Regions from separate parts of the Mus musculus genome. Here all the other regions are linked to region 1. Evidence: chromatin loops called from intact Hi-C (ENCODE). Cell type or tissue: left cerebral cortex. All regions are shown on one strand. Links, peaks and the distances in the headings refer to the core of each region. The heading gives the core; the rest is flanking DNA.

Region 1 (3,411 bases), core at 430-2,929:
GCAACAGTCCAGGGATCTAAGAAGCTGGGAGGGAGGAAAGAGTGAGAAATGAGAAGTGGTTGTGTCTCACCTCACTGCTTCTGGCTCGTTACCCTCATGTGTAAAGCAGATCACAGTACGGGTTTTATGGAGTGGGCAGGGGGTGGGGCTGTAGGACTTTGGGACATAGGGATGTAGGAGATACCTCTGTTAGTGGCTTTGCAGAAATGTATCTGCTAGATACATTTGGGATGGAGGAAAAGCAGCATGCAGAATCAGAGGCTAGCAAAGATGCTACAGGGATCCGATGATGTCTGCAGCGTTCTCTCCTTCCCCTCCCTCTCCCCCTCCCTCTCTCTTTCTCTCTTCCTGTAAGGACACTGAGCTAGGCTTATCATAGTGCTTCCTCTGAATTCAGCTTCTTCTTCTTCTTCTTCTTCTTCTTTTTCTTCTTCTTCTTCTTCTCCTTCTTCTCCTTCCTATTTTAAAATCACAATGATTTTCCTAGCATGTGTTTATGTATAGGTGTGCCACTGTACACAGAAGATAACTTATTGGGAGTGGTTTCTCTCCTTCCACCATGTGGGTCCCAGGGGTCACAATCGTGTTGTCAGGCTTGGCAGCAAGAGCCTTTACTTATTGAATCGACCCACCCACCCATCGATCATTTCCTTAAAGGCCCTCCCTCCTAAAAAACAATATGGGGCTAAGGTTGCAACTTAGGACTTTGGGGACTCACAACTCAGCCTATGACAAGGACCACAGGACTGTAAGATGCAGCCACTTGTCAGAGCTGGCCTAAAATGCTAAGTTCCCCTTCTAGGACAGTCGAGGACCAGGGGATAGAAAAGGAGGCTGGAGAGAAGGTCCAGTGGTCAAGAGTAGAAGAGGACCCAGTTTCTATTCCTAGTGCCTATGTCAGGTGGCTAAAAACTGTCTGGGACTTAGCTCCAGGGCCTCCAGGGCCTCTAACCTCCGTGGGAACCTGCACTTGTACACACACACACAACTAAAAATAATGAATAATGTCTTTTTTTTTTCTAAAAAAAAAAAAACCTTTTTAGTGTAAACTTTTGCTTAAACAATAGTCCCAATCCCAGGCCAATTTCAGGGCAAACACCTAACCTGCTACTCCTAGGGACCCCACTTCCCATATAGCAGGAGCTGTCTTCCCAGTGGAGGGTACCCCTGGCTAACGCCAGGAAGCCAGTGCAAATCTCCCCTGAATTTGTGTCCATAAAACAGAGATGAGAAGACCTACCTAGGTCAGGAGGGTGGGTGGCAGTTGAATCATAAGCGACCTATTTAGCACCATGTCGCACAGGGCATGCTCACGAGGTGCCCTCCGGAGATACCTGGAGACACCTGGTCTGGATTTCTCACCAGGCAGATGGTTTGTGTGTGACCTTGAACGGAGAAGAACCACAGAGAGTCGGTATCTTCTTCCACCTAGGAGATCAAAGCGATGAACACCTCAGAGAAGGCGTAGTGGGAATGGTCCCTTCGTGCTCCTAATCCCTGTCACTGAAGGATGGCTAAGAAGATCTACCTATGCTTTGTCCTGGCCGGGACCGAGGCTGAGAAGGGGGGCGCCGAGAGACAGTAGCTCATCGCCAGCAGGTTTATTTCCTCCTCTGAGGGCCCTGGTCCCCCCAAAATGCCAGGTCTAGGAAGGAGTCCTGATTTGCTGCTGCCACCAGATAGCTCTCTACCCATAGTCATTGTTTTGGCGGCATCCTGGGGAAGTCTGATCCGCAGTCAACACCAGGCTCACACCAGGGATAGAAAAAAAACCTATGCAACTGGCGCCACCAAGTGGCAAAGTCAGCAACTACCACTGTGCGTGCCGTCAGCCACCAGCACTGAGCCGCGTTGGCTGCAGCCAAATAGCAAGAGCCTTAAGATCATGCCTGACTTGGTCTGTGGTCCCCCGCAAGGCTAAATCAGGTCAGCGAGCTTATTTGTGTCAAATAAATCAGCCGAACCGACGGGTGAGCTGCCTTGACACTATTTGTCTTGGGTTAGCGCTAAGCTCAGACTTCAGGCAAAAAACCTAGGCAGGTTTGGATGCCAGGATGGAGCCCAAGGAGCTTAGTCTGAAGGGCCGTCCAGATTCACACCCACCCGGAAGGTTTGTGTTCAGCACGGGGGAAGGGCGCTGCATAAGCCTATAGGAGCCAGCATAGCTCCAAACAGAGGCTGCTAAGGAACTTTTAGGGACACCCTTACACAGAAGTTCCCGAAACTTTTAAAAATCCACCATGTGACTGAGGCCCTAGCTGATGGGGGTCGGACGGGCGACAGGCACTGCCCCAGGTATACATCTGCCTTTCCCCATGCTACCTCTTCAGAAAGATGTTGGTCCCTGGAGCCTGCCTTGGACCTTTTTTTATTTTGAAATTTCAAAGATTTATTTTTATCGGTATGGTCTTTTGTCTACATGTATGTGGGTTTACCATGTTCATGCCTAGTACATACAGGGTAGAAGAGAGTATTGGAACCCGATCGACTTACAGATGGCTGTGAGTCACCGTGTGGGTGCTGAGAATCAAACCCAGGTCCTCTGGAAGCAGCAAGTCCTCTTAACTGCTGAGCCATCACACCAGTACCATTTTTTTTTTTAAAGTTTTATTAGTTTCTTTGTAAATTTCACATTATGCACCCCAGTCCCACTCGTGTCCCCCTCCTCTCTCATACCCAGCCTATACCCTTTCGACCCACCCCCAGCAGAGAAAAAAACCTCTTCTTAGAAGCTGTAGTGTGTCCCAGTGTCACACAGTGTACCCTCTTGTCCACACGTCTTTGCTTGCAAATGTTCATTGCAAGAATTCATCAGTCTGATAAGAGGCCTCTCTGACTTCCATTACTCTATCAATGCTGATTCCTCACTGGGACGCCTCTCAGATAGCCTGCTGTTGCCCTGTGTCATGGAGATCCTGAAGTTTGGATCTGTAGGACTGGCCCCTTTGTGCACCCCGGCAGTTCATCAATGACGGTAGATGTTGGGGTGAGCCAACTCAAAGCCCTGGATCTGGGCCCTAGAAGTAGCAGAGCTGCTCAGTCAGTCCACTGGCTCTCCTGCTCAGAACCGACTCACCAGCAACCCCTGCAATCCTGGCCAGCTCTACCTTGCTACCCAGGGGAGATGCAGGGCCCAATTTCCTGAGCATTGCAGCTGGTGAGGGACAGGACCAGTTCTCCCACTTTCACGACCCTGGGGCCATAGGTGGCAAGGGGTGAGGGTAGGTGAGGGAGGAGGGCATCTCTCCCTCACCCAAGTTGCCACACCACAAAAAAGTTGCTGGAGCCGGGCACTGGTGGCACACGCCTTTAATCTCAGCACTTGGGAGGCAGAGGCAGGCGGATTTCTGAGTTGGAGGCCAGCCTGGTCTACATACAAAGTGAGTTCCAGGACAGCCAGGGCTATACAGA
Region 2 (3,411 bases), core at 521-3,020, 490 kb before region 1:
GGGAAAAGAGCCACTCGAGGTTTCAGTAATTCAATAATTTATTCCTCTAAAAAAGTGTGTAAAAGTATATAGCTCTCATCCACAAGGTATATATGAATGACATTTAAAATGGAGACCTTTGCCATTGATTCTCTTTTATCAAAGTCTTTAGTGTATTGAACCAGCACTGGGCTGTGGTTCTTAAATGAACGTCACATAGGTTTTGTATTTCTTTCCAATTGTCTGCTAGATATAAAAGAAGCGCACTGCAAAATGCTTGAAGGTAAAAGGAAACAAAAAGAAAAAAAAAAAGAAAAAGAAAATCAGAACTTCCCAAAAATGTACAGCTTTTACATTTTAAAAAAAAGGCTCTTGAGAGATACATACAGGCATGCCGGACCAGCCCTCCCGCCTCCCCTCCCGCCTCCCTTTTCAAACCATGGTAGGAGTTCTGATTTCTGCAGTTTTCTCAAAATAAAAAATAAAAAAAAAATAAAATAAAATAACTTCTCACTCTGTAGCAAATCCAGGGCTTGTACATTTCAGATTAATTCTGTAAAAAACTCACAGGTAAAATAATGCATATTTAGGGGAAATATTATACAGACTTTTGCACACAGAAGTACATAATAAGATTTCTTTAAATCTATTGCCATTCATTTATTTTTTGCACAAAAACGTATAAATATGTCACCAGCTTTTCTTAACTTAAAAAACTTAAATAAAAGACACCAGATGGAAACTACCCTTTGCTGCCTTCTTTTAAAACTTTTTATAGCTTTTTTTTCTGGTTTTTTTTGTGTTTTTTTTTTCCTTTTCACTTTTTCTGCGTAGAGTTGGGTTTCTAGGGAAGAAAAGCCCCTGCAGTAAAAACAGCCCATTTAAAAAAGAGAGAGAGAGAGAGAAATTCAAAGTTCTGGTGAACTCTGAGAGGAAGCAATCCCAAGTGGTAAAGATTACAAATATCTAGTTTACAGCCCGTCCTCCCCGAGGTGACTTTATACAAGTTTACATCTCCGTCATCTTACGCTCTTCAAAAGGCCTTGAGGATTTCCTCGCTGATAAGAAAAAATAGCACTGCGATATTTTAAGTCAATTTTACACTGTACACGTTAGATACAAACGGTTTGATATATCAGATTTTTTAAGCTATACATTGGAAAGCAACCCCCCCAGTTGGTGAGACAGAGAACAGTCACCCATGTACAAGTTATTTCTCTGCTTTCACATCCCCACCACATGTTAATATAATGTTTTAAACGTTAGATTATCTCAAGAAAAATACTTTTACAAAACCATATCAATTATTACATTTTTTTCCTTTTCTTTGTTAATAACCAGGACATGAAAGTCTCTTGGAAGAACTTAGTTTGCATGACTCTCCCACGGGAGCCGGGCTCAGTGCCGGGCCTGTCAGGAGGCTCTGGGAAGCCGGTCTACACCCACCACCCACAGACAGAAACATACGACATAAGGGCTAGAAACAGGGTTTCAAAGTCAACCCTAAGGTCTGGGACAGGGAGTCAAGAATACTTCAATCAGCTGCGAATGCTTTAAAAAGGCTTTTTTTTTTTTTTTTAAAGTCCCACATAGAGGCTCAGCTTCAAGTACTGATGTAACGGTTGAGTTGCACTATTTCTTTGAAACAATATTCCTATGGTCCAGAAAAAATTCACTGTGTTTGTAACTGGTTTCGTGAGCAAACACTTTGGTTGTGATATGTACACGAGTCCCTTTTGATCTAATGAAAGGAGAGACCTGGCTTTCTGTAAGAATTCTCTAGAAAAGGTATTTCCATGTGACTGTATAGAGAAGTGATGAAGGTCCTTGCCTCCAGCTCGGGGCTGAGCCTGACCATCTTCATATAGGGGTGCAACCTACACAGGCTGCAGCCACAGACTGTCTGACCGAGTCTACCACTAGGTGGCCTCCCCGCTTCTTCTCACTCCTTTCTTGGCTTCTAGGACAGAGGTATGTACTCAGAGAATCCTACGGTGGGTCTCAGTGGGCTTCAGCTACTGTACCTGGTCCTCAAGATTAGAAAAAACAAAGTCGCAAAAAAACTTACAACAAAATGAAAAATAAATAAACAGAATGCAGCTGTCCCCAGACCTCCTGTGTCTACACAGGTGTGCCATCAACTAAAACCCTCCTGACAGGCGGGGGAGGCAGAGGCCCCAGCACTAGATCCTGTCCTGGAGCTGGCTCTTAGTTGTGACACATCCCAGGTTATGAAGTATGGGAGACCCCCAGGCATCCACCATTGGCTAGAGGATTGCATTCAGAGGGCTGGACAGCCTGGTACTAAACAGAGGCTGAGAGCAGGCTCTTGTGCAAAAGGACGGTGTCTCTTCTCCTTGCCTCTTCAGCCACCAACAGCCGCCACTTCCCGGGGACTGCAGGCTGCACATATCACACATTGGCTCAAGTCACTGCTTATGGAAATTTCCAGGTCCTCGTGAGACACGTCAAGAAGTCACTGTGGCAATGAACACTGCAGGAGGAGCATGAGCCTGCTCAGAAGGCGTCACAGTGCGGGGTATAGGGAGTGCTCTAAAAAAGGCCGGGCATTTGCAGAGTGGAGCAGGCTCCCTGGCCAAGGCTGCAGGAGGAGCTGAGGCAGAGGGCAAGCGCTTCCCTTCCCGGTTAGAGCATGTTCATGATGGCATTGTACAGCTGCGTGAGCACCACGAAGTGGACGGGAAGGCAGGAAGTGCGGTCCTGGGTGGCTGGATTGCACGTGAGCCAGGATAGGGCGTTGTACTGCTCCAGCACAAACCTGCCAGGGAGAGCACAGAGGTCAGCTTCTGGGCCACAGGCTTGGGGTGTGTGGGGCCCACGTGGCCCACCCTGCGTCCCTGCACACCAGCATGGCCACCTCAGGGCCTCCAGGATCAGGAAGCCACTGAATGAAAACTGTTTCATGTTGGCTAGATGCCAAAATGAGAATATACTGATCATATTGAATTGTTCAGAATGTAATACTTTACTGACACTCGGCTTTCCAAGTTTCTCCATGTTATTCTGATGTGGTCACTGGAAAAAAATCAACAGGGATGGACAGGGCCTTGCTCTCTATGGCAGGTTAGCCTGATACTTTTGACCACAGCCTTAGTTGTCTGCCTGGGTGTGCATGGGTATCCTAGGTGTGCATGGTTGTACTTAACTTGCACAAGACCCTTGCTCTCTGTTCCATCAGAGACCCTGGGGGCCAAGTTGCTAGTGAGGCACCTGTCCATCGCCCATTTCCAAACCACAGTACATCAGAGAGCACCCAGAAAGGCTCAGCTCTCAAGGCACAGGATAGCTTCTGTCTGCTTGTTGTTTTGAAGATCCAGTCTTGGGTCTGGGGCAATATCTCAGCTAGTGACAGAAAGGCTGAGTGTGTGCCCCAGAACCCGTGTAAAGCAGTGAGCAACAGTGCACACTATA
Region 3 (3,411 bases), core at 521-3,020, 58 kb before region 1:
TCTTTCCCAGTCTGGAAATGGCTGAGCATGGACCCAGCCCCAGGGACCCCTGGCTCTAGCCAGTGGCACAAAGGCTGTTAGAGGCAGGGGCGGTACCACCACTAATAATCCACCCCATCTCCCCAGCGCTGACAAGCTTCTCCCCACCGGATCGGAGGCCTGTGAAAACCTGGCTTCGCCTCCGGAGATTTGGGGGTTGAAATCCTGACAGTTTAGACATACAGCCCCTGGGCAATGTCTCCTTTCGGGGGGGTGGGGGCGGCTTATGTCTGTGCCAAGAATTTCTAACAAAGGAGGAAGAGATTAATTAATTTTAAAAACCCATAAAAATGGCTCACGAATCCAACTCGTACGAAACTGTCCATTTTTTCTCCTTGGTAGCGATCAAAACGTCCAGAGTTCCTACACACATATTTTACAGACGCTTCATAAATCCTCCCGCGGCGAGGTTTCCTATAAGTAAGGTCCCCGGGGACATCATTGCGGCTTCTTCTCATGTACTCAAGAGAAAATTGGACGGAACACTTAGGGAAGGCGGCAGAGGGGCGGGGCGGGGGCAGCCGGGACCGAGCTCTGTTGCCAAGGACTGGAATCGGTTTTTCTTGGAAATCTCTGGAATTTCCAAGCGGTCTTTGGCTTCAAGTGCACAAATAATCTCTCTGTGCCGTCTTCTTATTCTTTTCCTTGTACCCAACCGTAAAGGTACATTTTGGGGTGCGGGGGGAGGGGCGGTGCGACGGGGCATTAAATCTGAAAAAGTAGAAATTAAAAGAAAAAAGAAGAAAGAAAGAAAGAAAGAAAGAAAGAAAGAAAGAAAGGAAGGAAGGAAGAAAGAAAGAGAGAGCACCTCTACACCAAATCTCAAGATTTTTATACCAGATTTTTTGTTTTGTTTTGTTTTGAAATTTTACCTGCAGTTTGACAATGCTATTTCATCATGAGCGGGTAAGACGGATCAACTTTAGTGGGAATGACTGTCCCCCAGGGAGCTTGTTAACCTGGAACATTCCCCAAGTCATCACCCCTGAGAGAGGGAGCTTTAGGTATGGGGGGGGGGGGGGTAGGATGGGGGGGGGCAGGTCTCCAGAATCTGCCTTTCTAATAAGCCTTGGGTGACTCTGCTTGAAGCAGCTGCTAGCCAGCACTTTGAGATATAATGAGTTTCTTTTTTTTTTTTTCTCTCCCCCAGACACTCAGCAAATCAGAGATGAGAAAAACCCAGATTTAAAAAAAAAAAAAAAAAAAAAAAAAAAAAAGAGGATTGGGAGGTTCTGGTTTTTCTCTGGGAGGGCTGGGCCTAAGTAGGCATTTCCCTTGGTGCCGTTAACATATGATTCTCTTCACACTCCGCAATTGAGCCAGCAGCCGCCGGGGCCCGTCGACTTTACCACCTCGAGCCAATGCGGCAGACAGCCACCTTTTTACAGAGCAGCGCTGACACCCATCTGCTCAGAGAAATTAACGTTTCCATCTCAAATAACTCATTTGGCTGGATCATCAGGGGTACAAGCCAGCACAGAGAGGGAGGGGAGCAGGCCACCCAAGGGAGGGGGATAGAAAGAAGGGTGAGAGGGAGGGAGGGGGAGGGAGGGGCTTTGCTAGCAGGAAGTTTTGTAGGTAGAGGTGGTGCTCCGGAAGGCGAAGGCGTGGCTATGCCGTGACTGACAGGCACCCCGCGGCTTTCTCCCCCGTGGTGCCTATTGATGCCCTGGCTTGTGTAGTCTCTGAGGACAGATGCTCCTGTCCAAAGAGCTCACGTGAGCACAGATGCATGACCAGATGCAAGGACAGGAGTGAGGGGCTGAGATTGTTCTAGAATGTAAGTTGAGAGATCTTCCTTCCTCCCTTGTTCAAACGGGGATAACAGACAAGTGTCACCATGCCCAAACACTCTTCTTTCCCTCCCTCCTCCTCCTTCTCCCTCCCTCTCTCCTCCCCTCTCTCCCTCCCTCCCTTTCTTCCTTCTTTCCTTCCTTCTTTCCTTCCTTCCTTCCTTCCTTCCTTCCTTCCTTCTGTCTTTAAGAAAGAGTTTCTGTACTGAGGATGTACCTCAATTGGTTGAATGCTAGATGCACTGGGTTTGATCCTCAGCGCTACATAAATAGGGCATGATGGTGCACTTCTATAACCCCAGTACTCTGGACATGAAGGAAAAAGGATCAAATATGCAAGGCCATCTTCAGCTATATAAAGAGTTTAGGGCCAGCCTGGGCTACTTAAGCATATCTGGAAAAAAAAAAAAAGAAGAGGTAAAATAAAACAATGAATAAAACTAAGACCACCATCCCCAACATACACTCTATATGGGCCCCTGAGTTACCAGGGACAGACCAATGTCAACACACCGCTGGCAGCCAGACCCCAAAATTCACAGAACATTTCAGAATTGGAATAGTTACAGCTTACACACACACACACACACACACACACACACACACACGGTGGGAAAACAAGGAGTGGGGACCCACAGGGGCCCCTTCGCCCAGCTTTTCCTCATGATAATGACATATGTAAGCACCATCCAGTCCCCAAAGCCAAGAGTCCGCTGCATTGCTTACAGAGAGCTAAATAACAAGTCTTATTTGATCCCTGTTTTCTCACTAATGCCTTTTTTTTTTCCTGGAGGACAGCAGTTTTTTTTTGGCGGGGGGGGGGGAGGGGGGGATACTGCATGCACATGCTCCTATGGGTGTGTGGAGGCCAGAGGCCGACATTGGGTGTCTTCAACAATTGCTCTCCATATGATATTTTGAGGCAGGGTCTCTCACTAAACCCGGGAGCGCTACACTCCAGATAGACTGGCTAGCCAGCAAGCCCCTGTCTCTGCCTCTGTCTCCCCTGAGCTGGGATTACAGGCACACATCACCATGCTTGGCTTTGAAATGGATTCTGGGGACCAGGCTCAGATCCTCACACTGGCCCAACAGATGTTCATCTCCCCAGCCAAGAACACAGGAGCTGTCAAGGTTTGCGTGGAAACTCCAGCTCTGCCTCTGTGGGGCTTTGGATGAAAATGGCCCCCAGGGGCTCACAGGGAGTGGTGCTCTTAGTAGGAGTGACCTTTGTTGAGGGAAGTGTGTCACTGGGGATGGGCTTTGGGGGTTCAGAAGCCCAAGCCAGGTCCAGTGTCACTTTCTCTTCCTGCTGCCTGCCGATCCTGACTTAGAACTCTCAGCTACCTCTCCAGCACCATGCCTGCCTGCATACCGCCATGCTTCCTGCCATGATGATAATGGACTAAATAACCCCCTGAACTGTAAACCAGCCCCGATCAAATGCCTTCCTTTCTAAGGCTTGCCGCGGTCACAGCCGCAGAAACCCTCACTAAGACAACTTCACTTCAGCTACATTGGCGATCACCTCTCTCAACTCCCAGTCTTTGTCAGACAAGAGCTAATAGCATGGACCTAA

What was found. A loop is a pair of places that touch in the nucleus more often than their neighbours do. Peaks named below come from ENCODE experiments on the same cell type or tissue, not always from the same donor. Only the 100,000 strongest peaks of a DNase experiment are listed, where the experiment ranks them.
Region 2: a loop joins it to region 1, with 4 times the contacts of the local background. A loop is called at or near these places in 16 of 42 quality-filtered maps.
Region 3: it touches region 1 in a loop (2.3-fold over the local background); 18 of 42 quality-filtered maps call a loop at or near these places.

The regions. Positions count from the first base shown.
Region 1 is chr5:118,267,585-118,270,995 of GRCm38, reverse strand. No RefSeq gene overlaps it. Among named protein-coding and RNA genes, the nearest start is that of Gm25076, 2.8 kb to the right of the region's middle. In left cerebral cortex, for the core only: a CTCF peak has its summit at 1,804 (motif pointing left); a DNase peak (open chromatin) is centred at 1,788; H3K4me3 peaks cover 241 bases.
Region 2 is chr5:118,762,048-118,765,458 of GRCm38, reverse strand. Med13l (mediator complex subunit 13-like) reads right to left here. Exons shown (of 31, transcript NM_172424.4): 31 at 21-2,758. The coding sequence ends at 2,626. Among named protein-coding and RNA genes, the nearest start is that of Gm42015, 80 kb to the left of the region's middle. In left cerebral cortex, for the core only: a CTCF peak has its summit at 1,905 (motif pointing right); DNase peaks (open chromatin) are centred at 1,389, 1,910 and 2,451; H3K27ac peaks cover 835 bases.
Region 3 is chr5:118,325,245-118,328,655 of GRCm38, reverse strand. No RefSeq gene overlaps it. Among named protein-coding and RNA genes, the nearest start is that of Gm46942, 33 kb to the left of the region's middle. In left cerebral cortex, for the core only: no CTCF peak of the experiment used is centred there; DNase peaks (open chromatin) are centred at 1,376 and 1,629; H3K4me3 peaks cover 485 bases.